Linked DNA regions of Homo sapiens: all the other regions are linked to region 3. A link is a loop called in an ENCODE intact Hi-C map of the cell type or tissue named here. Cell type or tissue: endothelial cell of umbilical vein. All regions are shown on one strand. Links, peaks and the distances in the headings refer to the core of each region. The heading gives the core; the rest is flanking DNA. Region 1 overlaps ZNF438 (zinc finger protein 438). Region 2 overlaps ZNF438 (zinc finger protein 438). Region 3 overlaps ZNF438 (zinc finger protein 438).

Region 1 (11,018 bases), core at 2,865-7,864, 110 kb before region 3:
GGGTATTGGGTAGGTTGAGAGAAAAAAAGGTTGTGCTTATGTATATGCTGATTTTGGAGTTTGGATGAGGATATTTTCCACATTTCATGACAAAATAAAGAGCTGTTAGTGAATGGGATAGCTCTCAGAGAGTTTTAAGTCTGAGCTCTGCTGCTTAACTAGCTGTGTGACTTTGAACAGCTTCATGACACTGTTTTAATCAAATAATAATATTCACTTCATACAGCTGTAGGGTCGAAATTACATAAAGTACGTTAGACATTGCTAAGTGTTTTATAAATGTGCTAGTATTAGGTGGTGTTCTTACTGTTTTCATTAACATAACTGTTGTCAAAAGCTTCTACAGTTCACCTCTATACCAAAGACTTAACCTACTTGCTTCTATCCTTTATTACTTGAGAAAGGTTACTATATTAGGGTTCTGTTATTTTCAGAATAGTAAAAGAGGACCTATCACCTCTTTTAACATTTAACAAATATTGAAGGCCTAATATATGTGTGTGTGTGTATATGTGTGTGTGTGTGTGTGTGTGTGTGTGTGTGTGTGTGTATCAGCCAGCATTTCTTCTGGCTGAATGCTAGTAAAGAAAGGATCATTTATATTAATAGTAACTCTGGAGGAGAGAAGAAGGTCCCAGTAAATATCATTTGCCAAAGGTCTCAGTAAATATCATTTCATTGTCATCATTATTCTTCATAGGCTTTTTAAAATCTTTTTTGTCTTCAAGATTTAAAAAAGCATTAATTATTAATATCTGTCCATTTATGCAAGTATTTGTAAATAAATGAATTTGTAAATGGTTATGATGAGACACTGAAAAAAAAACAATAAAAACTTACCTTGCTTTGGTTTGGTTTTGGTTTTGGTTATGAAGTCACAAATAACATTCAATGGGAGTATGAGGTTTTTATGTTTAATAGGATGGAACATGGGTTAAAAATGTTAAGAAGTGCTCATTTCCAGAGTAAGCTCTCATTTTCAGCTGAGGAGACTGAGCTCCACTGAGCTTGCATTTGGTATACTTCGGGGTCCACATTCTAATGGGGAACTGATTATTGCTGGAAACCCAATCAAAAGTGTGGTTTATTCTGGGTTTGTTTAAAATTTTCCTTCCCACTGTTCTGTTTTCCTAATATAAGTATTATAGCAATTTAGAATTCATGGAAAGAATGAGCACCTTTAGCTTCTTACAGTGTCATGAGACTGCATATTTGTTATTCAGTGTTCAAGAAATTAACCATCAGTTGTTTAAGGCAACTAGGAAGTCTACAGTTTAATCTCATTTACTGTTATTTAGTGATATGCCATTTAGTATATGAAAACACTGTGGGTATAGGCTGTTGGTTGAAGCAGACTATGTGTGCTTTGGAGGGGGCACTTTGCCAAGGGAAAAAATCTTTTGATTTTTTTGTTCCCTCTTCTGGAGAGTTCTCAAAATCTATCCTTTTGACTTTTATTGGCAGTTGTCATTTTCATCGTCATCTCCATATTCTTTTATTTTTTTTGACTTACTCTGTGGCAAACCATCTCTAGCCTGAAGTTATACCAATGAAAAAAAAATCTTATTTCCAAGTGACCCATGAAATTCCATTCCATATTTTAAATGTGTCACATTGGAAATGCCACTTTTTTCTCCATTGTATTTTTGTTACCCTAACCCATGCCCTCACCATCTGAGGACTGTGTGTATTTTTACAGTTAATAGCTCTCATACTCACTGGTTTGTGGAAACTGAGCATTTCCCCTTTATCCAGAGGCAGTTGTGGTAAGTGTCTTGTTTTCTTCAGATCCCAACCACGGGTCTCTAAAGGTATCTAAGATCTGTATGGTCACATCTGCTTTTCCAAGTAACAGCTAGAAATATTTTACCATGCCTTCACTATAGCTAGGCTATAATAAAGTTTACAATCAGAGGCTGGGCACGGTGGCTCACGCCTGTAATCCCAGCACTTTGGGAGGGCTAGGTGGGCGGATAACCTGAGGTCGGGAGTTTGAGCTAGCCAGACCAACATGGAGAAACCCCATCTCTACTAAAAATACAAAATTAGCCAGGTGTGGTGGTGCATGTTTGTAATCCCAGCTTCTCAGGAGGCTGAGACAGGAGAATCGCTTGAACCCGGGAGGTGGAGGTTGTGGTGAGCCGAGATCACACCATTGCACTCCAGCCTGGGCAACAAGAGCGAAACTCCGTCTCAAAAAAAAAAAAAAAAAAAAAAAAAAGTTTACATTCAGTTAAATTCTCTAAGCTTCTGGCTTAGAATATTGAAGAAACTTTTACATAGAGTAGATAAAGGATGGAGTAGGAATTTCTGATTTGATTGTGTGTTATTGTGGAAAGAATGCTTTCCCTACAGACTGACTAGGAACAAGATGTTTAAACATAAGCCAGGGTGGAGACCTGTTTGGTCAGCTTTATAGGAGCCACGTTTCCCTACTTAGGATGAGTTTGCCAACTATCCCATCAACCTACCGCTGCCTGATCCTTCAAGTGTCTTTGGAATTTTTACTTAGGGCACTGTTGGGTAAGGCAGTGATATAGTACATATGTAGCAATTAGGCTAGAGGCTGTTTTGCGGAACAGCATGATTTTATCATGCCGTTATAAATTTATGCTGTGCTCTGTGTATATATATATAAAATGTCTTTTTTTCCCCTTTTTCTCCATCCCTCTCTGCTCCTGGCTTGTATATTCACATAACTGGGCAGCAGCAGGACTTCATTTATCACAGGCAGTGGGAGGGGGTACAGAGCTATGAAAGGGTTACTGTTCACATTTCCTGTGTAGTTCCTTCTGATCTTACTGAGTTGTAATTCCTTTCTTGATGTTAAACATTCCCAGGCTCCAGTAACCTTCTGGCCTGCTTGCACTGGCCAAGTGTGTCCCAGGTGATCTTGTAGGCGAACCTCCTGTTTTTAAGACAAGAAATCGCTCCTTCCTTCATGAGATAGGCTAAATATTCATTCCTTTGCAGTCCCAGAAGAAATCCTTTAATTTAAAACAACACCAGAGCAGTAACATATTAGTTTTAAAATTAAAATTTAGCAGCCATATTTGTTGTCAGGTTAATTTTGTAGATTTTTGAATCTATTCATTCGTAGTTTAGTGACTTTCTGGTTGAATGAAACCCTATTGCCATATTAAAGATTACATCTTTTCTTCTTAAAACACACTTTAAAAATGAGTTTTAATTCTAAAAGGATAAATTTTGGCCCTACCATCTTACTTTTAGCCTACTTATCAGTAGATCATTTTAAGTTGCCTCAGATGCAAAGCAGCTTAACTGTAACTACAATATTTCTGCTTTTCTTTACTAGTCAGCTGTTAGAAGTTTGTAGTTGAGCGTTGGGGAGATACTTATTTCCTTTTTCTCTGGTTTTAAAAGTATATACTGGCTCTTCTTTTCCCCACAATTTAAAGTATATAAATTTTTGTGGTTGGCAAAAAGGCTTTCTGTTTTTGCCTTTTCCTCTAAAGTTTTAGAAGAAAATATTACGCCATGGAGCATAAGAATGGGTCAGCAGCTAATTTACAGGGAAAAGGAGTACTTTTGCCAATGCTGCCTTAATCTCAGGTAAAGAGCTTTTGTTTGGACAAGGCTCCAAGGGTAAGTTTATTCTTACTGCTTATAGCACATCTCTTTGTCCTCAGTCATCAACTTGGGAACCTAGGGACTTGGGGACTGAAACGAAACAGTATCTCTTTGAAAGAGTTTCTAGGATAATTTTAAGTTTGCTAGTGTGTAGGCAAAGTAAACTGTCTGCATTGCTCTAAGCAATGAGATAAAATATTTTTAGTGTACCTTAACTGTCTGGAATACAGTTTTACAGGGGGGTGGGTAGATGAATTTTTGGATTAAATCTGTCTAAATCTGCTTTAAAGAGCCAACATGAATTGCTGATATTAATCATTTACCTTTAGTTCCCCAGTGCCTAATACAGAGCCTGTCACACAATAGGTTTCCTTTCTTTCTTTTTTTTTTTTTTTGAGATGGAGTCTTGCTCTGTTGCCCAGGCTGGAGTGCAGTGGCGCAATCTCAGCTCACTGCAAACTCCACTTCCCAGGTTCAAGCGATTCTGCTGCCTCAGCCTCCCGAGTAGCTGAGACTACAGGTGCGTGCCACCACACCTGGCTAATTTTTTGTATTTTTAGTGGAGACAGGGTTTCACCGTGTTAGCCAGGATGGTCTTGAGCCCCTGATCTCATGATCCACCCGCCTCGGCCTTCTAAAGTGCTGGGATTACAAGCATGAGCCACCACGCCCGGCCCCTTGATTCTTTTTAACAGCAAAAGTTTGCCTATTTAAAATCATTTTTTTCTTTTTTTTGAAACAGGAGCTCACTCTGTCACCCAGACTGTAGTACAGTGGCATGATCATAGCTCACTGTAGCCTCAAACTCCTGGGCTCAAGTGCTCCTCCCACCTCAGCCTCCTAAGTACCTGAGATTACAGGCAAATGCCACCAAGCCCTACTTATTTTTTCATTTTGTAGAGACAGGGTCTCGCTATATTGCTCAGGCTTGTCTAGAACTCCTGTTCTCAAGTGATCCTCCCACCTTGGCCTCCAAAGTGCTGGGTAATTTTAGGCAGTGGGTTTTCAATAATGGTTTGTTGAATGAATGAATGAGACTGCCAGATTACTTTTGTAGATTCTATTTTTTTTACAGTATTGCTAATAGTAAAGAGTGATGCATTTAGTACGTACATCTTTGTATTTTTAAAAATCATTTCAACTTTTATTTTAGATTCAGGGGTTACATGTGCCACAAGATTTGTTACATGAGTATATTGTGTGATGCTAAGGTTTGGGTTATGGATGATCCTGTCACCTAGGTACTGAGCATAGTACCCAATAGTTAACTTTTTCAACTCTTGCCTCCCTCCTCCCTCTCTCCTTCCTCTAGTAGTCCCCGGTGTCTATTGCTGCCATCTTTGTGTTCATGTGTACGTAATGTTTCACTCCCACTTATAAGTGAGGACATGCAGTACTTAATTTTCTGTTCCTAAGTTAATTCACTTAGGATAATGGCCTCCAGCTGCATCCATGTTGCTGCCAAGGACATGATTTTATTTTTTTATGGCTACATAGTATTCCATGATGTATATATACCACGTTTTCTTTGATGGACACCTTGGTTGATTCCATGTCTTTGCTATTGTACATAGTGCTGTCATGAACATAGGAGTTCATGTGTCTTGTTTGTAGAACGATTTATTTTCCTTTAGGAAATGGGATTGCTGGTTGGATGGTAGTTCTGTTTTTAAGTTCTTTGAGAACTCTCCAAACTGCTGTCCACAGTGGCTGAGCTAATTTACATTCCCACCAGCAGTGTATAAGAATTGCCTTTTCTCTGCAGCCTCACCAGCATATTATTTTTCGACTTTTTAATAATAGCTCTTCTCACTGGCATGAGATGGTATCTCATTTTGGTTTTGATTTGCATTTCTCCGATGATCAGTGATGTTAAACATTTTTTCATATGTTTGTTGGCTGTTTTTATGTATTCTTTTGAGAAGTGTTTGTTTATGTCCTTTGCCCACTTTTTAATGAGGTTATTTGCTTGTTGAATTGCTTAAGTTCCTTATGGATTCTGGATATTAGACCTTTGTTGGATGCATAGTTTTTGAATATTTTCTCCCATTCTGTAAGGTCTGTTTATGCTGTTGATAGTTCTTTTGCTGTGCAAAAGCTCTTTAGTTTAATTAGGCCTCACTTGTCAATTTTTTTGTTGCAATTGAGGTCTTAGCTACAAATTCCTTGCCAAGGCCAGTGTCCAGAATGGTATTTCCTAGGTTTTTTTCTCGGATTTTTATAGTTTGAGGTCATTGTTCCATATGCATATGACTGTGTGCATGTCTACATCCTTCCTGTTAATCTGTAATGGTAGGTCCTGTTCAGAGTCCTTTTGTCATTGAACAGTTAATTTCCTCACAACATTCTGTGCCCAAGTCCTTAGGTGATCTATACTTGGCTGACCTATCCGTGACACTGCTTGGTCATAGAAAAAAAGATTTCATTTAGTTATCGATTAAAGATAATCTGTTAACATTTCCTGAACACTTATATTTTCCCCCAGGAAAATACTAATGTCCGTCAGTCAACAAATACTTGCAGAATGCTAGTGTAAACAGCATTGTGCCTGGTATTGTGGACTCTCCAGAGATGTGCATCACCTTGTTCCTGCCATCTGAAGTGTCCTAGACTTCTCAACGAAGAGGATATGGACACTAATCAAGTTAAACAGCAACCTAAAGTATGTTAAATATAGTTATGAGCTAAGTGAGAGGCATGGACAAGAATCAGGTAGCTTTGAGGAAGGAGAAATCATTTTTACTTGAATTAGAGAGTGATCAAAGATTTAATGGAAGCTTGAATAGGGCATTAAACAAATAGTTGGGGTTTGAGTATAAAAGAGTAAGGCTATCTGACATTTATAAGTAAGGGTGACAGTTATCACACTTCCTGTGCCGAGCAGCAATGAAGAAACAACTAAAAAAGAGAATGCTTGAAGTGTGTGGTGGAAACTTTTCTTCATCAGTGACTTATTTGTTCCTTATTTTCTCCTAAAGTAGAATTTCAGAAAAGCTTCCACCTAGGACATGCAGCAGCTATTTCAGCTACTATAAGGATCACTTTAGTAGGAAATCCTCCCAGACTTTTCACCCAAGTAAAATTTCAGCAGGAAGACAGGAATAAGATACACTGAAAAGTTATTGTTCATGACTACAGTTTGATAATAAAAGCTTGATTCAATCTCATTGGCAAAAAAAATTTTTTTTTTTTTGAGATGGAGTCTCACTATGTCACCCAGGCTGGAGTGCAGTGCTGCAATCTGCAACCTCTGCTGCCCAGATTCAAGGGATTCTTCTGCCTCAGCCTCCCGATTAGCTGGGATTACAGGCGCCTGCCACCGTACCCGGCTAATTTTTGTAGTTTTTAGTAGAGACGGAGTTTCACCATCTTGGCCGGGCTGGTCTTAAACTCCTGAACTCCTGACCTTGTGATCCACTCGCCTTGGCCTCCCAAAGTGCTGGGATTACAGGCGTGAGCCACAGGGCCTGGCCTCATTGGCATATATACTAGTGCTCACTGCTGAGTTATATCTTGATTTGAATCCTAACATATAAGGAGATATTTCCAAGTTCACTATTTTTTTACACGTAGATAGGTGGCTATCGATATTTGTCACTATAGATAAATATCATAATTTGATAGGAGTTTCTATTAACCTCTTAAAGTTTCTTTTTTTTTTTTTTTTTTTTTGAGATGGAGTTTCACTCTTGTCGCCCAGGCTGGAGTGCAGTATCACGATCTCGGCTCACTTCAACTTCCACCTCCTGGGTTCAAGCAATTCTCCTGCCTCAGCCTCCTGAGTAGCTGGGATTACAGATGCCCGCCACCATGCCCAGCTAATTTTTGTATTTTTGGTAGAGACAGGGTTTCACTCTGTTGGCCAGGCTGGTCTCAAACTCCTGACTTCAGGTGATCTGCCCACCTTGGCCTCCCAAAGTGCTTACAGGTGTGAGCCACTGTGCCCGGCCAACCTCTTAAAGTTTCTTTCACAATAAAGCATGTACTAATATTACAAACTATTTTAGTCCTATTTTTTGTTTTGTAAAGGAGATTTTAAAATGAATATAATTTATATTGAGACCCTTTGATTATATTTACTTATTAAAAGCAAACCCATTAGTGCATTTTAGAGTCAAACATCTACTTGTATTATTTTATTATATAGCTAAAGGAAAAATAATGCCACACAGAAACGAAACCAGTTTTTCCAAAACAGTAAAGATGGAATCTTGAGACAGTCTGCTCACTTTAATTTTTATTTTATATTTTAGTCTTCTGGCCAGTAGCAAATTGATGTGACCTTGTGCATGTTTCTCTGAATATCCACAGTTGTTCAGCTGTATGAATTGCTGCCAGTGTGACAATGAGCCGGAAGCTATATCCAACTTGCTTCTCACACTGTATTTTTGTAAAGACCTAGATTCTTTCAAGATATTACTAAGTGATCCGTGATTAAAGGTTTTGGTGGTTTGCTAATTTTAGGAAAAGTGGGAGCAATCACAATGTATATTACGTAGTGTATATTGGTATTTTATTTAACCCAGTGTTTCCCAAATGTATTTGAACTTGGGAACACCCACCCCCTGTCTTTCTTCCTTCCAAATTCCTTCCTTTCTTACTTTATTTTTAAAGAACACTTACTAAAATCTCTTATAGAACAAGTTTCAGGAATGTGCACTATGAAACTTTCATACACACATGCACGTTATTTAGATGTGTTGCTTATGTCTTTTTCTATTAATCTCCAACTTTTCTGGGGCATAGGTTGGGAGGAAGAAGGAAAGTGAGTAACTTACAAGTTTTACTAGTTATTCTGATGTCAAGTTTAGTGGGAAAGAGGCTGAAGCTTATATCTAAAATAAGGTTTGAGATTGATCTGAGTATTTTAAGAGTTCTTACTATCTGTATCTTCTATAGTTTGTTGCTCTGTACAAGCAGGAGTTGACAGAGCATAACAGAAGTTACCTTTATGGGAAAGAGTAAGGTGGGTTGGAGGTGAAATAAGACTTTTCGCTTTTGTAACCTTAAGAAGAAAAAGCAAATTAAAAGACCTAAACTGATGGAGAGAACCAGTACTTTACAACAGAATTTCTTATTTCAAGCTTTTGTAAGTACTAGCCTCTCTGGTAGTTTTAAACGCATTTTGTTTAGAAAGTACCAAAATTTGTAAAACTTTTTTTTTTTTTTTTTCTTTTGGGATGGAGTCTCACTCTGTCACCCAGGCTGGAGAGCAGTGGTGCAATCTCGGCCCACTGCAACCTCCACCTCCCGGGTTCAAGCGATTCTGCTGCCTCAGCCTCCTGAGTAGCTAGGATCACAGGCGCACGCCACCACACCCGGCCAATCTCTTGTATTTTTAATAGAGACGGGGTTTCACCATGTTGGCCAGGCTGGTCTCGAACTCCTGATCTCAAGTGATTCACTCACCTTGGCTTCCCAAAGTGCTTGGATTACAGGCGTGAGCCACTGTGCCCAGCCCTATTCTTGTCTTCTAATACAGGCAGGTTAGAAGGGATTCTATCAAATTTAAAATTTAGCACTTTTTGTTTAAAAAAAATAAAATGCGATTATACAATCAAAGAACATTAAAGCTGGTAGAAGTTTCACAAATCATTTGTTTCAGGCCAGGCACAGTTGTGCACACCTGTAGTCCCAGCTACTCAGGAGGCTGGGGCGGAAGGATCGCCTGAGCCCAGGAGTTCATGGCTATAGTGCGCTATGATCATGCCTGTGAATAGCCGCTGTTCTCCAGCCTGGGCAACATAGCGAGACCTCATTTCTAATAATTTTTTAAAAAGGTATAATAAATTAAAAAATTTTTTTTTTTAATTTTTTTTTTTTATTTATTATACTCTAAGTTTTAGGGTACATGTGCGCATTGTGCAGGTTAGTTACATATGTATACATATGTAAAAAAAACTTTTTTTTTTTTTAAGAAACAGGCTTATATAAAGTAAGATAAATCTGGTAAGATAAGATTAATATCTTTTGTTCTTTATCTTGTACATACCTGTTATTAATATACTATGCCATCATTGTCTATTTAAGTGCTAAGTGAGTAAGTATATATTATTTTTCTCTGTATCTTTGGCACCTAACCTTGCACTGTGCCTGGTACATAGTAGGCATTCAGTAAATGTTTGTTGATGTGAGTGTCGGGGGTGGGAAAACTTAATTTTACAGTCAATCCTAGGGGAATACGTTAATGGTTGAAATCTTAAAAGGATTATGTTATTTTGAAAACGTCTTTAAAATATAGCCTATTTTATTTTTATATTTATATCTATCTTGTCTAAGAAAGGATTTAAGGTGGTATTACTAAGTACACTTAGTACAGTGGGATCAAATAAAATTTAAAATAAATGAGTAAAAGAACAAAATTGGAGGATTTATACATCCCCATTTCAAAACTCAATCTAAGGTGACAGTATTCAGGACAACGTGGCCGTGGCATAGGATAAGCATATAAATCAATGGAGAGGAATTGAGAGTCCAGAAATAAACATTTACATTTTTGGTCCATTGATTTTTGGAAGAGCTGCTAAGACAAATAGAGAAAGGGTTATTTTTTCAACAAATGGTGCTGGAAAAATTGGATATCATATACAAAAATTAACTTCCTCACAATAACAATACACAAAAATTAGCTGACAATGAATTAGGGGCCTAAATGTAAGAGCTAAAATTATAAAACTTCTAAAAGAAAGCATAGAAGAAACTTTATGACCTTGGATTAGGCAGAGTTGTTAGGTATGACACCAGAAGCATGAGCCATAAGATAAAAAATTGATGAATTTGACTTAATTAAAATTAACATTTTTATGCTACAAAAGACATTGGGAAGAAACTGAAAAGATAGGCTGCAGACTGGGAGAAAATATTTGCAAATCATGTGTGATAAAGGACTTGTATCCAAAACATGTAAAGAATTATAAGTAAATAATAAGGCAAACAACCCAACTTAACAGTGAGCAAAAGAACAGAATAGACACTTCATCTGAAAAGACATGAGAGTGATTAATAGCCACATGTAAGCACAGTGAGCATCATTAGTCATTAGGAAGATACACATTAAAAACACAATGAGATACCACAATGAGATTACATCCCCTAGGATGGCTGTAATAAAAAAGACAGTATATAGTGTCTAGGATGTGGAGAAACAGGAACTCTCATATTATACATTGTTGGTAGGAATGTAAATTGTTATAACCACTTTGGAAAATAGTTTGGCTATTTCTTTTAAAGTTAAACCAACTTACCATATGTAGTAAGGTTCTCCAGAGAGACAGAATGAATCAGGTATGTGTGTGTGTGTGAAGAAATTTATTTATTGAGACGGAGTCTGGCTCTGTCACCCAGGCTGGAGTGCAGTGGTGCGATCTCGGCTCATTACAAGCTCCGCCTCCCGGGTTCACGCCATTCTCCTGCCTCAGCCTCCTGAG
Region 2 (11,018 bases), core at 3,251-8,250, 130 kb before region 3:
ATTCTGGATTTTAATGTGTGCGTATTTGTGGTGTAGATCCACACGTTTCTCTGACCTCTATAATTCCTATAAATTGGCAGCTGTCCATGAACTGGATCAGACTCAGATTTGATTCCTTTGGCAGTTCTATACATAGAATTTAATGAAGTTTAGGATACCTCTGAATCACCTGGTGGGCTTGTAATAATAAAATGCAGATTACTGGGTCCTATGCCCAAACCTTCTGATTCAGGAGATTGGAGGTTGGACCTGAGGGTTTGTATTTCTGGCAAGTATCTGAGTGAGGCTGAGGCTGCTGGTCTGGATAACCTACTGTCAATGTTTGGTTGCATCTTTTTTTGTGATCTTAGCAGCCATTTATGCATATTATTTGTATCTATTTGTTCATTAAGGTTTGAAAAATAGTAACATTCTAATTCTTTTTATTTTTTTCATTTATTCATTGGAATATTTTTATAAAGAGATACATGTCCTTATTTCTTATTCAGTTACCCAGAGTTCTCAAAAGACAGGTAACATAAATTCTTGATTTTTTCCCTTTGATATATTTCTTAAGATAATGAATTGGTTCTCTATCATCTCTTAAAGGTGACCAGTTTTTTAAGAATATTATTATGAACTTTTAGAATTTAACGTATTAGTTAATTCATTTCAAGTATTACCATCACTGAAGCTCAAATTATTCCATCTTTGGCCAATGGAAGCCTCTTAAACTTAGCTCCTGAGTCCTAGATTCAGCTATTTCTCTTAGAAGCCCTACTGTTTAAGGGGTGATCATGTTTTCTCTCAGCCCTTTCTGTAGACAGAGATCAGAAGTATGTGCACATATTGAAGATAAAATAAAAATATTTCATAAGTTTATATTGGTGTTTCCAATTCAAACTTGAGACTATGGTGGAGATGATAGTGTGTTTAAATCTTCTTTCTGTATCTCTTTCCTCTGTTTTCAAGGATATGAGTGCTTATAGAACTGGAAAGTCCTACAATTATGTATTTTCATCCTATAGTGCACACACAACAGTCTCAGAATGACAACACCACAATACTACTCAAAACATTAAAATCCATATTTTTGCATACATTCTCGCCCCCTTAATCACATTTAGGACTGGAGATGTCTTCTGAGACTTTAGTTTATTCAGCAACCATTTAGAGCATCTTCTCTGTCTCACACTCACTGCTAGAAAGGGGATACAAAGAGATGTAAGATATGTCCCTGTTCTCTGAAAGCTAAGGGTCAGGGTTATTGGGTTATGTATCATTCTGGTATAGGAAGATGTGGCCATAGAATCTGGGATTCTGTTCTTCTTTAAAAGAAGTTAATGCTAATGTTAATTCTTCTTTACTTGCATGTTTCTTAAAATAAAACCCTTTCTCTCTACTCTTATCAGGGAGCAGCTTCCTTTTGGTGGAGCTCCTTAAATACTTTCTAATCTCCCTTACGTAGTATATTATTAGTCAGGGTTCTCCAGAGAAACAGAGAGAGAACAAGAGAAAGATATAGAGTTTATTTTAAGGAATTGGCTCACAGGATTTTGGGAGTTGGCAAATCAAACATGTAGAATACAGCAGCAGGCTATATACTTAAGTAAGAGTTGGTAATGGTCTTGAGTGTAAAAATTGCAAAATAGGCTAGTAGGCTGGAAACTCAGCATTTCTATGTTACCATCTTGATGTAGACTTGCCTCTTTTTCAGGTAACTTTTATCTTAGCTGTTGAGGCCTTCATCTGATTGAATAAGGCCCACCACAGTATGGAGTCTGCTTTATTTCAAGTCAACTAATTATAAATGTTAATTACATCCACAGAGACCTTCACACAACATCTAGATTAGTGTTATACCAAACAGCTGGCCATCATAACCTATCCAAAGTGACTCATAAAATTAACTGTCACATCTAGGTTAACTGTTTATTGCCAAAATTGATATTCTTTCTAAAAAACTGTAAACTTATATAATTTTATTGCTTGACTGACAAATTGGTTTCATCATATTGGCGAACCTATAAAATAGTCCTATTAAGAAATTATTTTAAAAATAAAGTTATTTCTAAAACATATTAACATATAGCTATATTCATTAAAGCAAAACTGTTTTAACATTAAAAATAGCGTAAATATAATTCTCAGTAAAAGCTTACATTATTTAGTTTCTTAGCTATAATTTGTACTAATATATTTATTAGGTACAATAATTATAATCTTGTTATCTCTCTCTTTCTCTGGAGAACCCTGACTAATAATATACTACATAAGGGAGATTAGAAAGTACTAAGGAGCTCCACAGAATACAGCTCTCTGTATTTTCCTGGAAAAAAAATTTTAAAAATACGGTTGTATTTTATCTTTAATTGCTTCATAAAATTGTAGTCTTTTTCAGGTTGCATTTTGTGATTGCTACATTTGAAATTATTGATTTTTTTCAAGTTACTGTTTTCTATATAAATTGTGATTTTTAAATTTGAGAATGTAATCTCTATGTCGATAATGAGGTACCTGGTAAGTTCAAAGCAAATTCTATTAAATTTTATTTTGTAATAGTTTAATATGTAAATATTCTAGCACATACATTTTCAAAGCTACTATTAAAAAAAACAGTAAACTCGATTTACAGCACCTTTATTCAATAAAATTTTTATGACAAACTTGTCAAATAAATTGTGTCTATTATGGAAATCTTTTAAACATCTTAACCAAATTTAGATGCTGCTAAATTGTAGGCATTCTCAAGTTCATTTTATTCTAGTACATAATATAAACTTATTTAAGTAAAAAAGTAAGTTCGCCATAAAAATTAAATCTTGAATAAAAGATTTCTGTCTTAGTTTGGGCTGCTCTCTCAAAATATGACATACTGGGTGGCTTAAACAACAATTCATTTCTCCCGGTTCGGAAGGCTGGAAAGTCAAAGATCAAGGCACCAGCAGATCAGTTTCTGGTGAGGGCCTGCTTCTTGGTTTGCAGACCTGGTTTGATCTTCTCATTATGTCCTCACATGGCCCTTCCTGGGTGTGTGCACTTGGATGGGGGGTGGTGGGTGGGGAGAGAGAGAGAGATCTGTTTCTTTTTATAACAGCATTAATCTCATCAGGAGGGCCCCACCAACATGACCTAATCTAACGCTAATTAAAGGCACTACCTCTGAATACCATCACATTGGGTATTAGGGCTTCAGCATAAGAATTTAAGGTGACACAAACGTTTAGTCCATAGCTATTTTCAACTGACTTTGAATGTAATGTTTGAATGAAAATCATCCGTTATGTTGATGATTTTGCAAAGTCTAAGCCTCAAAGAATTCTAAGATAGATAACAAAAAGAAAACATGGACTATCATGCTGGAATTTTTTTTTTTTAATTCAGCATCAGCTTTGTCACAAATATTTTAGTTTTTTTTTTTTTTTTGAGACAGGGGTGTACTCTGTTGCCCAGGCTGAAGTGCAATGGTGTGATCACAGCTTACTTCAGCCTTGACCACCCAAGCTCAAGCAATCCTCCCATCTCGTCCTCCCAAAATGTTGGGATTGCAGGTGTGAGCCACCACACCCAGCCTTAGTTCAATTTTTTTAACCCTGTGTGTGTGTATAAACGTTTGTAAATTTTAATTGGTAGAATGTCACATCTTTTGTGGATTCAGTTGTAAAATATGTTTCCCCCAATTTTGATTGGTAATATATTGCAGTTTTGGGCACAGCTGTGAATTATATGTGAACCACAGCCAAGTCCAAGTTTATTTCTGTTTCACCATTTTTTAAATTTAGTAAGAACATTGTTCTTTCTATGATGCTGTACTCAACCAAGGTTTGTAATTGTGTTATCACTGTAAAAACAAATAGAATTGACCCTTATTATTCACAGATTTTGTTTTCATGAATTCGTCTGCTTACTACAGATTGAGCATCTCTGATCTAAAATCAGAAATGCTCTAAAATCCTAAACTTTTTGAGTGCCAACATGATGCTCAACACAATCCTCAAGGGTCATGCGCAAATGAAATACTCATGGGAGCATTTTGGATTTCAGATTTTTGGATTAGGGATACTCAATAAGTATATAATGCAAATGTTTCAAAATTTTTAAAAACTCTGAATTCAAAACACTTCCGACCCCAAACATTTCAGGGTAAGGGATACTGAACCTATAAAATTTATTTGTAACTGCAAAATCAATACTCATGACACTAGGCATTCAACTGAGTGCATGACTGCAAATGGTACAGAATGGTGAAAAATTTGGATTGCTCAACACATTCCTAGTTGACAAGCTGATTTCCTTCAGCTCTCATACGGTAAACAAGTCTCCTTTTTGTGGTTTATATAGTGCCATGATTTTTGCTTTTTTAGGCTTATGATTTCTGTGTTTAAAATGACTACCCAGTGTGGAACTGAAGTGCTGTATATTGCGCCTAAGTGCAAGAAGGCTGTGATGTGCCTTAAGGAGAAAATGCATGTGATAGATAAACTTATAGTGCTGTTGGCTATGAGTTCAGTGTTAGTGACTCAACAGTGAACAGCCATACATTGCTTAACAACAGGGTTAAATTCTGAGAAATGTATCATTAGGTGATTTTGTCATTGTGAAAGTATCATAGAGTGTACTGATATGAATCTATAGCTTACTATACACGTAGGCTATTTGGTATAGCCTCTTGTTCCTGGGCTACAAACCTGTACAGTGTGTTACTATACTGAATTCGTAGGCAATTGTAACACAATAGTAAATATTTATTTATCTAAACATAGAAAATGTACAGTGAAAATATAGCTTGATAATCTTATGGGACCACCTCCATCATATATGCAGTCTGTTGTTGACTGACACATCATGCAGTGGATGACTATATATTAATAAGGTATCTTGAAACAGAAATATACATAAAATGAGGTTATGTTTGATCAGCTAATTAAAATGTAATCAGAGGCTCTCAGGAGCTCTCAGGAACCCAACCCTGAATTTCCCTTATGAGTAAACAGTTTGGTATTCCCTAATTCAGTGTTCATGGTGACTTCATAGAACTTAACTACTGTGAATAAGGAGAACCAACGGTAATTTTGTCTTTGTTGTTGAACTTCTAAACTGATTTTTAAGTAGCAATTAAAGCAATGTCAAGTGTTTCATATTCTACAGAATGAACTTCCAAAAGCTTTACTTTGGTTTCATGAATTAGATGAAATCATCAAACCATTATTGGAATTAACTGATTTTTCTGGTTGGTACATCTCCTGATGCTGACAGAAAGCTGGCAACATTTAACTGTGAGTTTTTCTGTTAATGGAGCCAACCAGTTTTCACTTTACTTTGATGATGTAAAAGAGACGCTTTAGAATCAGAACTAAGTGCATTTTTTTAAAAAGTCATTGGATCTAGATGAAAAGTCATGCTTTAGAGAATAATACGTAAAACACTTTCTCTGTCCTGTCTGCTTTCATTAAATCCGTGTCTTTAAGCTAGCCATGAGCAGGGAGCAGTATTCAGTATTTCTTCTACCTTCATTCAAGACTGGAGGAGTTAGCTGTCCCTACCTGCTCCTGCCTAGGTATACTTTTTCTGCATGGTGCCTGGGTGCTGTCTTTAAGAATGAAGTATCAGTTACAGTACATTTAGTACATTTAGAAATGGGTTACTGCTAGGTGTCTTAAAGATTTAAGCAAGTTGCGAAATTGACAACTGGCTTCATTGCACATGCATCTCACACATGGCTCAATGAGATTATGGCAGAGCCTAAAAGTACAAGTAAGTCTTAGCATATTTTAATGCTATCATTAAAAAAAATCATTAGAAAATGAAAAATCCAGGACAAATGGTAAATTTGTGGGACACTGGGACAATGGCCGTAAATTGGGACTGTCTCAGGCAAACTGACACACTTTACTAGACATGTGTCCTTTTAAAAATCTTCAAATCCCAAACTCTTGATTACTGTTTTCCTGTCAAAAAGGCTGCGCCCTGAATATGAATCACTTGTTTGTGACTGTTTACTAATTTCCACAGTATTATGCACATGGAAAAGAATGTGAAGCATTCTTCTTAGCCAGTTTTATTCATTGTGGCATTTCTTTTTTTCTGGAACATTTTCTATTTATCTTAAAACTTTTATTAAATTTTGCATGCTTTCATTTTTAAACTAAAGACATGTAATCAACTATGGAATTATTTTCTTCTACATTAGTTCTTTTATTATCTTAATAAAAATATACAGTAATTAAAAATGAAACTTGAAAAGAAGGCACCTTTTACATATATTTGATGAAAATGGATTATCTGAATATGATTATAATAATACTTTGTATTGTTACAGAATTAATTAAAAGGATTTACGGTATATCTTATGACTCTACAGGAGCCTTGGGATATAGGTAAGTGACAAGCATTTTTTGAAGAGAGATTTCTGAAACATTAAGTAATTTGATCTCATAGGTTCCTGGCAAAGTAGACAGTGGGGCATATCTTACTTCAGCAATTAACTCTTTTCTCTTCAGTATAACATTTGTAGAAATATCACATTTACATGAATCTTCATGTAACATTTCCCTAATAGCTAACAAATCATATTTCCCAGGGAATTTTAGGCTTATTTGTATAATAATTACAATGAAGATATTGTTTATAAGACATAGAAGTATGGCATGTAGCAAAATTTAGAGCATTAGAAAAAATAATTAAATGCAATATGGTACCCTGGGTTATACCTAGGAACTAAAGAAAGACAGTAGAAAAACAGGTGAAATATAAATGAAGTCTATAGTTAATAGTAATCAATTAGAAATTAATCAATGTTAATTTCTTAGTTTTGACAAATGTCCTGTGGTTATGTAAGATGTTTAACTTTATGGACAACTGGATGAAGGGTGTATAGGAAGTCTATACTATTTTTGTATCTATCTTGTAAATCTAAAATTATTTCAAAATAAGTTTACTTGAAGCACAAAAGTCAGTTTATTGATTCAAAATGTATAGTTTAGAAGTAGATTTTCTGGACCATGGTTTAAAAAAATAAAAAAAATAATTTGAAAAATCCAGATTACATAAAAACGATTCAAGGAAATACATGGCTATAGGTTTCATTTTTCAGTTTATAGGAAGTATGCAATTTTATTTTTTTAACATTGGTGATATGCTTTGGATTTGTGTCCCTGCCCAAATCTCATGTCAAATTGTAATTTCCAATGTTGGAGGAGGGGCCTGATGGGAGGTGATTGGATCATGAGGGCGAATTTCCTTCTTGCTGTTCTTGTGATAGTGAGTGAGTTCTCATGAGATCCGGTTGTTTAAAAGTGTGTAACACCTCCCCCTTCACACTATTCCTCTTCAGCCATGTAAGATGTACCTGCTTCCCCTTTGCCTTCCGCTGTGGTTGAAAGTTTCTTGAGGCCTCCCCAACCATGCTTCCTGTGCAGCTCGAGGAACCATGAACCAACTAAACCTCTTTTCTTTATAAATTACCCAGTCTCAGATAGTTCTTTATAACAGCGCAAGAAAGGACTGATACAATGGGCATGGTGTTTGCGGACATCTCCTCGTACTTGGTTACAGGCTTTCTCTTTGATACTTTAAGCCACTTGTGTTCTTTGGTCCTTTTGTGTAACTTTTTCTGTTATTCCAAGCAGGCCCTTTAAATGGTTCCCAGTACACTTCTTTTTCTTTTCTTTAGTGTATTGTTTAGAGAAAAAAGTCCAATAATGTGACTCAGTGGTTTGGGGTTGAGACCCTGTTAGTGTAGTTTTGTTCAGTCACACTACTTGAGCTTCTAGGTCAAGTAGTAGACATGGTAGATGTATTGTTAACAAGTACGAATAAAGATGAATATAATTCTTACATATCCATTTCTGTAATTGAGCTAAAATAATACAGAATCTATTGCTGTCAGATAATAGAAATTCTCAGTTTCTAAAATGGACTCTAGCATGATAACTATTTTAAATTTCTATAAATATTAAAAGACTTATAAGAAGGAAACTTTGTAGTTTGCTGAAACTCTTATGTAACTTTTCATTAATAAAAGTAAAGTAGCCATGCAGGTCTTGTAGATGGTTTCCTGCTTCTGCTGCCAAATTTAATGATTTTAGTTAAATTTCATAAAGGGAAATATAAATATATTATACTTAAAGGATATAGACACTTAAAACAACAGACCCATGCCTGAATAACTCTTGCAGAATAATTGTCCGGCTTGGAAATTTCTGTGTTGCTTGGTAGTCTTTAGCCAGAATTGGTGTTAACAGTCTCATGTTAATAGAATTATAGTTAAAGAATTATAATCTATTTTTTAGTTGTTTAACATGATTGTGCTAACCTTGGTTGGGAAGTTGAGAAAAAGACAGGATGGCCGGGCGCGGTGGCTGATGCCTATAATCTCAGCACTTTGTGAGACTGAGGCAGGTGGATCACGAGGTCAGGAGATCGAGACCATCCCGGCTAACATGGAGAAACCCCGTCTCTACTAAAAATACAAAAAATTAGCCAGGCGTGGTGGCAGGTGCCTGTAGTCCCAGCTACTCAGGAGGCTGAGGCAGGAGAATGGTGTGAACCCGGGAGGCGGAGTTCGCAGTGAGCCGAGATCGCGCCACTGTACTCCAGCCTGGGTGACAGCGCGAGACTCCATCTCAAAAATAAAAAAAAAAAAAAGAAAGAGAAAAAGGATGGTTTTCTCAGGCCAAGTTTAAATTACATTGATCATGTAATAGTTCACACAAAACAAGCAAACAAGAAAAACTTATTATTCTGTGCTAGAAGAGCATTAAAAGTATTGTTTTTAGGGACATGCTTACCATTCAGCTGATTGTAATTTGTGGTCATCAAAGTGTAAATAAGAATAGCTAGTATATATTGAACTTTTTTTTTTTTTTTGAGATGGAGTCTCGCTCTGTCACCCATGCTGGCGTGCAATGGCACAATCTCGGCTTGCTGCAACCTCCACCTCCCGGGTTCAAGTAATTCTCCTTCCTCAGCCTCCTGAGCAGCTGGGATTACAGGTGCACGCCACCAGCCCAGCTAATTTTTTTTGTATTTTTAGTAGAGACATGGTTTCACCATGTTGGTCAGGCTGGTCTCGAACTCCTGATCTCATGATCCCCCTGCCTCGGCCTCCCAAAGTGCTGGGATTACAGGTGTGAGCCATCACGCCCGGCCTGAACATTTTCTATGTACCAGGCACTTTACTTACATTATCTCATATAATCTTCATAATTACCTATGAGATAGGCTGGAATTCCCTTTACAGATGAGGCTGAGAGAGAAGAGCTGTCTCCAGTCTAATTCTGAGATGGGGAGGCGGACAGAACAAGTGCCTATTATGTACAGTACCTACTGTTTGTTCATGATATAAGCAGCTCCCAGGAAATGCTGTCATGTTTCCATAAACACGTAGTAAACTTCGGATTATTTCAGCTTTTCTAGGTAAGAATATCTGATCACACTGGGTGACCTAGAGTGGATTCTCCTGGGGTGAGCAGCCTGGAGTAAGGACTTGTGTTTCTTGTCTAGCTTTACTCTGGCTCATTCTGCAGTCCCCTAACATGTCAGTTGTTCTCTGTCACCTGATTAATTGCTGAACACTCATTCATTGTGTGCTTCGTTGATCATATGCCAAGAACTTTTGGCAGCTCTGGGGAACATGCTCTCCACGTGCCTCCTGGTAACTGTTGGACAACTAGAAGTTCCTAGCTGTTGTGAAAACTTTGATCCAGAAACTGCAACACATGCCAGAGACCAGGGATGGGGTAGTTGAACAGCTGACAGGTGAAATGTAGCTATTCAGATTGTTAGTTGGTCAGGAGTCAGAAATAGAGTAGGCATGTGACTCTAAAAAGTGGTTTTTGAAGAGGATTATGATGGTTGGCTATGGACTTCATAGTTTGTAGACATAAAATAATTCTAACTTCTTTTTGAGGAAGAGTCATAAAAGTACAAAATCTCCTTTGCTATCTTCTCTTCTTTATGGTCTCTAAAAGTTGACATTTCTCAGGGCTCAGTCCTTAGCCTTCTGTATTTATTTTCCACACGATCTCATATGATCCCATGTTTTAAATGCCATCTGTTCTCCCAAATTTACAATTTCTTTACTTTGGTCTCTCCCATGAGTTCTAGACTTATTTTTATGTCTTTTCAACATCTCCATTTTGGAGTCTAATAAACATTTCAAACTTAGTATGTCTAAAATGTAAATCTTGAACTTTTCTCCCTGGGTAAGTGATATACCCAGTTGTTCCAGGCCAAAAACTCAAAGTCATGTGTGACTTTTTATTCCATATCCCACATCCAGTCCATTAGTAAGGCTTATATGCCTGCCTTTCAAAATGTATCCCAAATTACTCCTACCCCACTCCTCACCCTTACTGCCCTATTGTAAGTCACTGTCATAAGTCACCTAGGTGATAATATCGTCTTCTAACCGGCCTTCCTTATCTCCTCATTGTATCTCTCCAGTCAGTCCTCCATATAGGAGTAAAAGGTGTTTTTTTTTTTTTTTTTAATGTTAAACAGTTTCTGTCATTCCTCTGTTCAGAACCCTTCAGTGGCTACCCAGCACACACAGGATGAAACGTTGTCTCACATGTTCTAACAGGCCTGCTGACTTTATCTCCTGTCACTCACTGTCTTGCTCACTCTCCTCTAGCCACACATGCCTTCTTGCTATTCCTTAGATACTCCCAAGTCCATTTGTAATCAGCTAGCTTCTCCTGGTTCCGTGATCCCACACCCCTCACTCCAACCAGTTTAGCCTAGTACCAGTGGAGGTAGATTTAGAGAGAAGAAAAGTGCATATCCAAGACTCTCTAGCACATGTATCAGTAGAGTCACAATAAAAATATTACAGCTTTAGCATTCCTAGTTTTGGTAATTTGGATTGCTTTCAAGAATAAGAAGGACTGGATTTAGATCTACAGAAAGTCATAGCTAGAATCAATGGGGAAAAGTTACAGAGAGAGATTTCTCCTCAGTTTAAAGAGTGCTACAAAGAGACTTAGACTCCCACACAATAATAGTGGGAGACTTTAACACCCCACCGTCAATATTAG
Region 3 (11,018 bases), core at 1,966-6,965:
ACATACTCTTCATCTGTGGATGAGAATAGATATTCCCTTCAACCCAGGTTTCATAGTCATCACTAAAAGACAATAAACATATTGATGGAGAAGAAGGATGGCAGAATTCAAAGGCAAAGGAATCCAAAGTAGTCACCACAGCTTTCAAACTCTGCCGCCTTCACTCTTGGTACTGGCTCAGGTCAGAATCTGATGGCATCAGTCACACGACAGGATCTGTAGATGCCAGCTAACTCATAGACAACTAACCTGGTCAGCTCCTCAAAGGTGACCAGCACAAACCAGTCACCTCAGTACCCACCAGTGCCTGGGACTTCATGTTCTTTTTTATTATTTTCTTCAAAGTGTCAGTATTGTAGATGGTCTCTCTATGTTAAGGAAAGGTGTGTCTTCATTAAAGAAATAAGGAACAGTCAAGACTTACCAGCAGAAATGTTAGGGAATAATTATCAGCATAACAGGGGAATACTTGACTTCTTAAAGATCCGTGGCTGTCCACCCTTGTGCATTTGTACTTACAAATCATGAACTATTTGACATAAAAGCTGAGGTATAGAAAAACGTGCAGCAAAAAAATGTTATAAATCACTGTGAGTTAAAGATAAATCAGCAGTGAAGATAAAGCATCTGTAAAACTCTACTATAAAACAGTGAAACAATTCATTTTTTAAAATGTAGTTTGCACATTCCTCAAAAATACCTCTTTTAGATAAAGTGAACTTACTTTTGAAATTATAGTATAAAAGCGATATCTTTGTAATTTTGGTTCCCTGCATTTTGAAACATTGTGATCTTTACCACTTTAGTTTCATAATCATAGTGTTTTGACCAAAGGCAAGAAACTTCCAGCCTTTTGCATGTGTCCTAGTTTAATTGTTCCAACTGACTTCACATTCTGATGTTGAAACCTTATCTTTCTGTTTATCCCACTGAGGAAAAGGTTTTCTTCACCAACTGTCATCTTGTTAGTCATCAAAGATACTTAACTGTTGCAACTGCTATTGAAAACTAAAAGTAGGCCGGGTGCAATGGCTTATGCTTGTAATTCCAACACTTAGGGAACTGAGGTAGGAGGACCTCTTGAGCCCAGGAGTTTGAGGCCAGCCTGGGAAACATGGTGAGACTTCAACTCTACAAAAAAATGTTTAAAAACTAGCCACACAGGGTGGTGTGCATGTGTTGTTCCAGCTACTTGGGAGGCTGAGGCAGGAGGATCACTTGAACCCAGGAGTTTGAGGCTGCGGGTGAGCTATGATCATACCATTGCCCTCCAGCCTGGGTGATAGAGCGAGTCCCTGTCTCAAAAGAAAAAGAAAATATAAAGAAAAAGGGCCCATTTTTAGTTTGTTGGTGGAAGATTTCTTGCCATGCCATATCTGTGCAGCTCACTAAACCTCTTTTGTGGATGTTTCCATGTTCACCAGCCCCATTGAGAAACAGCTGACTCGGCAAATGTCAGAATGTTCTGGAAGGACAGCGTGCACAGGTATTTGTGATGGTGATAGAAGGTCAAATGAAATGACCTGCTGCTTTTCACCATGTTGGAGTTCAGTTGTCAAGGTCCAAATTTCAACTGTAGGACTCAACTGAGTATTAACAATTTTAGTGATAATAACAACAAAAAGAATATTGAGAGAATGGGGTTAACAAAGCATTTCAGAAGTTTCCATTTGCCTGGCTTAGTGTCCTTGGAAGGTCATTAGCTCTTAGTTAACTTCTTATGCTCCTCGGTCATTCTTAGATTTGAGTAAAGATACTGGCTTGGATGTTTTGTAATAATGAATAAAATCTTTTGCGTGCTACAAATTATTTTTGCCAAAAAATAAACAACTTTATCTTTCTAAATGTATTAAAAACAAACATAATTTCATATGGCTTTCAACCATTTTTTATCAGAAGCATTCCAAATCAAAAACAATTCCTTCCAGAAATAACTAATAAAAGCTTCATAATTAGAATGAAGAAGAAATTCATTGAAATTGAGAATCATTAAAATATATTTTAAGTGGTAAAGCTTTTTAAATGTACTTTTCCCTTGGGACATTAACTATATGGCCCTGAAAGAATAATTAGTTACTTCAGTTTATCAACCACATTGTGTTATTTTTTTTAATTGCCACTAGTATTCTAGGTAATTGGCTTTTAAATTCTTTCACAAAGAATGCTTGTTTCCTCTTGCAGCATGATATAGCCAGCCCTCCACATCCTGTTCTGCATCTGTGGGTTCTGCATCCATGGATTCAACTAACCAGAGATTGAAAAAAAATTTCGAACTGCATCTATATTGAATATGTATAGACATTTTTTTCCTTGTCATCATTCCCTAAATAATACAGTAAAACAACTATTTACATAGTATTTACATTGCACTAGGTATTAAAAGCAGTCTAAAGGTGATTTGGGGTATACAGGAGGAGGTATGCATAGGTTATGTGCAAACACTGTGCCATTTTACATCAGGGTTTTGAGCATCTATGGATTTGCGTGTCTAAAGGAGGTCATTGTCCTGTGGAGGAACCAATCCCCCACAGATGGTAAGGGACAACTGTATTTATATATCTCATTTAGTCCATTTTAGGGGCTATAGTTCCTCTTTCAGTGCCTAACTTTTCTTTCTGTACTCAGGCTGTCTTAAAACTTATAATAATTTATTCGGCAAAATACTAAAGTCTGCAAGGCAAGTGTCCCTAACCCCACTCTGGGCCCCATCCCCCATCACAGGGCCACTGAGATCTGTACTTACCCCACTTTCTTGAACAACTACTAGGGTAGTTGCTTTCTTCCCTGCTAGGTTTAAGACCAACAGTTGGCCTCACTACTTACTAGGTATAAACAAAAGTGGGAAGGAGTGTCTCCATAAAGTAGCTCTTTAAAATGCATGTATGTTAACCCTATTCGCATTGAATTGTTAATCCAATTAGCACTTTATCAACTGGGATACAAAAATTTACAGAAGGGCAAGTGGGAGTGGGTTCTGGACAGGGAATCAAAGAGCCTGGCAAGACGGATTGGATTAGATGTTAGGAAAGATTGAGCTACCAGCGTGAGTGTCAAAAGAGAGGCACAAGATTTAAAATACAGTTTCATTATTTACAAGCATAGAGGCAAAGGAAAACTTCCTCTTCACCCCTCTGAAGGTTCACTGATAATGAGCTGACAGATCAGCAGATTAATTGGAGAAAAGGTATATACATTGAATCAGCTGTGTTACATGACACGAGAGCTTTCAGAATGCAGACCCAAAGATGGGAAACTGTCCGTTTTCATGCTGAGGTTCAACAAAACATGGATAGTTGTGGAGAAATATAATTGAACAAAAGGGATGTCATCTAATGCTAATAGAGTGAGTGAGGAAACCCAGCAAGGCTTGTCTGTTTTGGATTGCTATTGACCTCTCTGTGGAACATCCCTTCCTTCTGGGTATGAGGCAGGACCCTCTCTGGAATGCGGGTCCGATGACCTACAATCAAACAAGTAGGTCAGATCATTTCTTTATGGCCAAGGTTAGAGTAATAATTTCAGGTTTTATGGTTGGCTTTGGGGAAAAGTGGTTCTGGTTTCTATGACTCACCTTGGGGAAGAGGGATTCTAGATTCTATGGCTAATCTCGGGGGGAAAATGAAGGGCCAGGGACAGAAGGGCAGAGAGATTTTTGCTTCTGAGGTCTTCATTTTGGGAAGCTATCTTTTGAGGCCAGCACAAGTAATAGCCATTTCTTTTCTCTTTCCTTCATTTACGTTTCAAAATAGAAACACTACTTTAAGGATTCAGAACTACTTCCATATGCTGATCATTCAAGATTTGTGCCTTTTTTTTCCCAACAAAAATAAATGTCAACAACCTGATAGTCTCTAGCAAGAGAAAGTGGAAAACTAGTATATCTGCTGAGCATCTAACATGTAGCAGGAACTACTTGCACCATCATGGGTATTTTTCTCATTTAATCCTGACAGGGACCTTTGTAGGCAGATATTATTATGCCCATTTCATAGATCCTAACATTTAGGCACAGAGAGTGAAGTGCCAAAGCCACAGGTACATGACAGAGCCAGGAGTTGAAACCAAATCTGTCTAAACCCCAAAACACACAGTCTTTCTACTGAAGATCAGATGCTGGCCATAACCACACATAGTAGCTTACAGTCAGCATGCAGAGGTAGAAAGAGCCTTTGGAATAAAATGGGCTAGGATTTGAGTTCCAGCACTGTTACTTATGAGCTTAGAAATCCTTGTAAAACAGACTTGGCTGGGCACAGTGGCTCACGCCTGTAATCACAGCACTTTGGGAGGCTGAGGCAGGTGGATTGCTTAAGTCCAGGAGTTCAAGACCAGCCTGGAAATATGGCAAAACAATATATAAAAAAATACAAAAATTAGCCCAGCATGTTGGTGTGCGCCTGTAGTCCCAGCTACTTGGGAGGCTGACGTGGGAGGATCAGCTGAGCCTGGGGAGTTTGAAGCTGCAGTGAGCCGTGATTACACCACTGCAGTCCAGCCTGAGTGACAGAGTGAGACCCTGTCTCAAAAACAAACAGATACAACAGTGGTTCCTAATTCAGGTTTTTTGGGTATTAAGTGAGATAATGCATGTTATATATTTTGCACAGTACCTAACCCATAAAATCTGCTTATCATTGGGATAATATTAAAGAAACAGTATTGATAAAGAAGCTCAGCTCCTCAGAAAATGAGAATTTCCTTCCCTGCGAAGTGAGGTGATGGATGCACTGTTTGACAAGACAAATCTCAAAGGCCTGTGCTGAGTGGAAGTTGCCCTGCATGTCACTGGTGGTGTTAAGGAGGGAGAGGGGAGTTAGCTAAGAGCAATAATTGAGCAGAACACACAAGTATGTCAAGGAGAATGGACTAAACTAGATTCAGGATACAAGATCTCCAGTTAGGAATGTGCTTGTTTCCTTTGCATTGTCTCAAATTTCCTGAAACTTAGGTCTGAGACATGATGACTCTAGGAGGTCTCCATGCTGCAGATATGTGGACTAGAAATGCATTTGGCATCCTGAGTCCTTAGAAACAAAAGAACACTTGTGCCTATTGCCGGCACGTTTTACAGTGCATGCTCCATAGTCAGTGCTCAATAAATTCCTGTTGACTCTGACTGCTGCTGCAGACCCTGGACAGTAGCTTGGGGAGAGGGTAGGCAATGGCTAAAGGTGTTTATAGGTTTTTCAACAAAATTAAGTTGCACTCCCTTGTGTTATGAGACATTGCTTTTATCCCAGACCTCTCCAGGGTTTTACCATATTTATTTTAACTAGAGACCATCTTGGGAAACAGTTTGAACCCCAAGTGGAATTTATTATTTGAAAGCCAAGTGGCAGGGAAAACAGGGATAACAACGAATGAAATTGAAAATAGAGTATTTCAGTTTAATAAAATTAAAACCAGAACAACACCTAAAATTTTTGGCTCTTTAGTGACCAAGACTTGGCAGAACTTTCCTCGTGAGCCTGGATCCAGGGGGCCTGTTTCAAGAGCAGGGACACGCCTCTCTTTCTCTGCCTGCTCCCTTCTGCACTCTTAGCAGTAGGCCTGTGGGCCCCAGCAGATGGAATAATGGAACTTTGCCCAAACCAGCGACCAGAAGAGGTTGAACAACTTTATTCAGAAGCAACAGAGCAGGCTTTGGTTCTGCCAATGGACATCAGGAAGTGAGCTGTTTGTAGCTATCTAGAGAATTGCCTCATGTGCTTGTCTCTTAATACTATTTGTGGTAGCTGCATTGTGAAACAGTTTAATAAAGCTGGGTAAGACATTGGCACCTAGTGCTATTGAGCCCTCATTCTTTCCTCCACTGCCTTTAACATGTAAATGATATCCATCAGATCCAATCCTTTGATGGCAATGGAGGAGGAGGAGGACACACGTTGCACATTCTCCAAATATCCAACAGCCTTTCTGGATTTCTCAGAGTCCTATGGATAGTAAGTGGCAAATTCAAATATAAAAATATGCTTTTGCTTTCAAATGACTATTAATTTTCTGTGAGTTATCTCTAATAAGTGGGCTTTCAGAAAGTTAGTATAATTTAATGGTAATAGAAATTTTAGGCCAGATGGGGTGGCTCATACCTGTAATCCCAACACTTTGGGAGGCCAAGGCGGGTGGATCACTTTAGGTCAGGAGTTCAAGACCAGCCTGGCCAACATGGTGAAACCCCGCCTCTACTAAAAATAGAAAAATTAGCTGGGCATGGTGGCACATGCCTGTGATCCCAGCTACTCGGGAGGCTAAGGCAGGAGAATCACTTGAACCTGGGAGGTAGAGGTTGCAGTGAGCCAAGATCTCACCACTGCATTCCAGCCTGGGTGACAGCAAGACTGTGTCTCAAAAAAAAAAAAAAAAGAAATTTTAGAATATGACAAGCCATTTCTATTTCAAAATTTATTTTTTCTATTTAAAATTTAGATATGGTATTATATTTTGTGATAAATTCAGACAACTTTACATATAATCCCCCTGCCCTTTGAAGGAAAATGAAGAAAAAGGTCATTGCTTCAAATTGGAGTGGGACAGCTCTGGGTTATGTGGACTTTGGCAGATTATTTAACTTCCTCAAACCTCATTTTTCTTAATCTGTGTAAGGGGAACAGTAATACTTATTCGCAGAGTTTGGATGAAGATTTAATTAAAAGACCTAGCATTAATTCTAGACCATAATAAGGGCTCAACACTTCCTAGTTTCCCTTTAATCCCAGCTAGATCAATTTCTCACCAACTGTAAATGTCACTTTTCAAAATTGTTATTTTAGTATGCTTAACATATTAAAAACAGCCCATATTTAAGATCCTAATATTAAGTATTCCTGTTGAATAATTGTACACAATTAATTTTACTGAGCGACACTTTTATGTCTTCAGTTAATAAAAGTCCATGTTTAGTACCTGAGAGTCCTGTGAGTCTCTTTAACTGTGTTACGGGTAGTTGTGCAGGATTTCCAGAAATTATGAATGTCAGTGGAAATTTTTACTTCTCATTATTTAGTGCACAGTTCTGTAAGATCTGTAATTTAGTGGGTGCAGGTGAGAGTTTTTAGATCACACCATCTGTGAAAGGCCTTGTAAATGTGTAGTGGAATAAACCACTGTTGTATAACTATATTGCCAAGAAAGACTCTGCAGACATACTATCTTAGTATGTTAGAGTTTTTGAAAACTTAATGGCATTTTCAGCTTCTGTAAGGACTCCTGTTGTTCAGACTACTAAAAAACAAAACAAAACAAAACAAAAAAACACGAGTTATTCTAGCATAACTGGCCTTTATTGCAAATTGCCTTATTTTATCTTAAAGAGCAAATGTTTGGAGGAATAATTTGTACAACTCCACTTGTCCTTGGGAGGTAATGAGCTCTAATACTTCTCAGTGCTTAACTTTGGTGGATAGTTATGCACTGCCTGTCGGATTACTTACTAGATTACTTCCCTGATCGTTAGCAATTCTTGTCATTAAGTAGTCAAGGAAAATAAAAGACATGAGCCATTCTCTGTGTGTACATCTAGACAGTCATTTATGCATAGACACACACTCATCACAAATATCCCAAAAGATACTGCTTTTTAAAACTGATTCAACTAGGGAAACTTTCGTTTTCCTTTCATTCATTAAACAAATATGTCTAAGCACCTCCTGTGTGCCAGGCACAGAGCGTATTCGGTGGGAAGTTAGCACTTATCCCATTCCTGACTTCTTAGTTCCTCCAGGTCCCTCCACCCAACAAAGGCCACCATAATCCTGATTTCTTTTGTTTCATTTCAGAGATATTCTGCACATATAAAGGATATATTTGTGTGTGTATCTTCTCATTTTTGTTAATCCAAGTGATAGCATACTGTACATCTCCCATCTTGGAGAGTATTCCAGATCACCCTGATTCATTCTTTGTTTTTATTACTGCGTGGTATTACATTGTATGGTTGGATGATTATCTTATTAGCACCCTGTTGGTGGACACTTAAGTAATTACGAGGGTTTTTTCTCTTCTGTTTCTGTGGCCTTGCTGTCTTTCTCCTGCCTTGCATTTCTACTAACACATTGGTTTAGTTATTTATCCATAATGATTCTGAGAAATTGGATTCAACACCACCTTCATGGAGACCCTTAACCTTGTATGTACTTCCTGATAGATCCAGACAAGCATAAGTATGTTAAATGTACTCAACAAGACCTTATCTTTTCACCCCACAAACTCTTTGTGATTAGCTTGTGATATTGATCATGAACCACCTGATAAGACTTTCAACCCCAGCATCCACTTCTTTAAATCGCAGGGACCTTGAGGAGCACGGACTCAGTTTGGCAGACATCATACCAGTCGTCTGGGCCTCTGTCACTTCAGGTTGCCCACACTGCTCACACTGATCGGTGCTCTCGCAGCCAGGACAGAGCTCAGGAGTGTCCTGTTGTTCCCAGGCCACAGTGGCCTCCTTTTCCTTTGAATGCCCTTGCTCTTCCTATGTGATTTTATTTCCACTATAATGTGGAGACATTTGAAGATCCGTTGAAGCACATTTACTTCAAATATATCATAATTAGCTCACTCCCTTTTGGTATGGCTCTATGAAGTATATCTGGTTTCATTTCTGGAAACCTTAACTGTCAGAAGGTTGCTTTCTCACACTTGGTCATAAAAAATAGGAAGCCCCTTCCCAACTTAAGTCTTTAGAGACTTCGAGGTGACCTTGACCACTGTTGTTGCTTCAGCTGCATCTTTTGCTGTCTGTTATTTCTGCCTTTCTTCTTGTTGACATTACCATGCTCTGCCTCCGAGGTTCAGTTTCCCTTTCTATTGTTCCTCTGTCTTCGCTCTAATCCCCCCACTCTTCCTCTCTGTGTGTCTGTTTTCTGTAGAGCTTGCTTGTTTCGTTGACTATTTCAGTTTATGCCCCAGCAGCATAATTTACCATTCTCTTTTGTTATTTCCTCAGGTAGGTAGTTGATTATTAGCTCCTTATTCTGGCAATAAATAAAATTACATTTTAAGATGTCTCAGAGAAATATCCTCTGTTTCTTTTTTAATTTTCAAAATATGGAAATGTTAAAGGTCATTTTTAAATTGTGTTCTTTTTTTCCCCACTGTTTACAAAATTTCCAAGGCTCAACCTCTAAATTATTTATTTTTCTCATTGATCACTCTATTACCACTTTAAAAATTCAACAAATATTTAGTAAATCTCTGTCACGTACTGGACACTGTAGGCCCTGAAGACACAGACCAACTCCCTGTCCTCTAGGAATTCTAGGGAAGCCAGGCAGTATATGTGATACTTTATCTATTAATTTTTATTTTTTGAGATGGAGTCTCGCTCTGTCACCCAGGCTGCAGTGCAGTGGCGCTATTTCGGCTCACTGCAAACTCCCGGGTTCACGCCATTCTCCTTCCTCAGCCTCCCGAGTAGCTGGGACTACAGGCGCCCACCACCACGCCCAGCTAATTTTTTTGTATTTTTAGTAGAGACGGGGTTTCACCATGTTAGCCAGGATGGTCTCGATCTGCTGACCTTGTCATCCACCTGTCTCGGCCTCCCAAAGTGCTGGGATTACAGGCGTGAGCCACCGTGCCCGGCCTATATGTGATACTTTATTCATTTATTCATTCATTAATTCATTGGAGATGTAGTCTCACTGTGTTGCCCAGGCTGGAGTACAGTGGCATGATCTCAGCTCACTGCAACCTCCACCTCCCAGGTTTAAGCAGTTCCCCTGCCTCAGCCTCCCAAGTAGCTGGGATTACAGGCACTTGCCACCACACTCGGCTAATTTTTGTATTTTTAGTAGAAACGGTTTCACCATGTTGACCAGGCTGGTCTCAAACTCCTGACCTCAAGTGATCTGCCTGCCTTAGCCTCCCAAAGTGCTGGGATTACAGGCATATGCCACCATGCCTGGCCATAAATGGAGCATATGTTCTAGAGAAAATGAAACAGGAAGAGGGAGCAGGGAGTTCACAATGGGATATAGTTTTAAATAAGGTCATCAGAGGAGATGCTCGTTGAGAAGAAGCCATTTGTGCAAAACCTTGAAGGAAACGATGCAGCAAGTACTGGGGATTTACTGAGGGAAGAGTGTCTTGGGTGGGCGGGAGTAGCCAATGCTCCTCCCAGCCAGGAGCCTCCTCTCAGGAGGTGCATGCCCAGAACAGCAAAGAGGCCACCATGGCTGGAGTGGAGCAAGTAGAGGAAATATGTCAAAGAGGCTCCTGAGAACCTTTTTAAGCATGAGGCCTTTTAAGCCATTGCAGGGATTTTGGCTTTACTCTGAGATGAAGAGCCATTGGACAGATTTGAGATGAGGAAGTCATAGATCTTGTGCTATGATGTGTTATTGTCACATATTCTTTCAAGAGGGTGAATTACTAAGCCTTTGTTCTAGCTCATCTTGCGGTAAATATTTTCTGCCCAGTTAGGAGGAAGAACTAGTGATAAATGACCCAATATTTTCTCTTCTCTTCCTTCCACACCCCAGATCTGTTGTGTAAATGCAAAGAACATTATTACTGTTAATGTAATTATTTATTAAGCCACATCTCTAAGTAACCAAAAGCCATCAATAATTTTAGGCTTTCTGCAAAGTCTCTCAATCCTGATTTAAAGTGTTTATTTATGACTTATTTTGGTACTTCTTCCAAAAAAAAAAAGATGAGAAGGTGAGGTTTAAAATGAAAAACATTTAAATTTAAAGGCTATGAAAATAAAACTTAAAAATTAAAATTATGTAGGAAGAAGTAGCAATCCATACAGATGACTATTGTCAAGTGATTTACCACTCAATTTACCCATAAGCGGAATTCACGGTAACCAAACTCAGAAGGAAAACAACAAATAACATAATTATCTTTGTCTGATTTTTCCAGACAATAGCACTCACTAGTCCTTGTACTTCTTACTCTCGTGCAGGCTATCCTGTGAACTTATGTTTCATAATGTCCTTTTTCTTTGCAAAACAATTACTTTCTAAAAATAAACTGGTCAATATAAATTTCACCTTATTTCTACTAGGTTG

Evidence for each region. Hi-C counts contacts between places; a loop is a spot of excess contacts. Peaks named below come from ENCODE experiments on the same cell type or tissue, not always from the same donor. Only the 100,000 strongest peaks of a DNase experiment are listed, where the experiment ranks them.
Region 1: it touches region 3 in a loop (4-fold over the local background); 4 of 110 quality-filtered maps call a loop at or near these places.
Region 2: a loop joins it to region 3, with 10 times the contacts of the local background. A loop is called at or near these places in 3 of 110 quality-filtered maps.

The regions. Positions count from the first base shown.
Region 1 is chr10:30,959,638-30,970,655 of GRCh38, reverse strand. All of the region lies in intron 2 of ZNF438 (zinc finger protein 438), which reads left to right. Among named protein-coding and RNA genes, the nearest start is that of ZNF438, 67 kb to the left of the region's middle. In endothelial cell of umbilical vein, for the core only: no CTCF peak of the experiment used is centred there; a DNase peak (open chromatin) is centred at 5,935; H3K27ac peaks cover 3,068 bases.
Region 2 is chr10:30,979,707-30,990,724 of GRCh38, reverse strand. ZNF438 (zinc finger protein 438) reads left to right here. Exons shown (of 7, transcript NM_001143768.2): 2 at 6,299-6,356. Among named protein-coding and RNA genes, the nearest start is that of ZNF438, 47 kb to the left of the region's middle. In endothelial cell of umbilical vein, for the core only: no CTCF peak of the experiment used is centred there; DNase peaks (open chromatin) are centred at 4,504, 4,964 and 5,944; H3K27ac peaks cover 4,225 bases.
Region 3 is chr10:30,852,604-30,863,621 of GRCh38, reverse strand. All of the region lies in intron 5 of ZNF438 (zinc finger protein 438), which reads left to right. Among named protein-coding and RNA genes, the nearest start is that of LINC02644, 130 kb to the right of the region's middle. In endothelial cell of umbilical vein, for the core only: no CTCF peak of the experiment used is centred there; DNase peaks (open chromatin) are centred at 4,921 and 5,591; H3K27ac peaks cover 3,239 bases.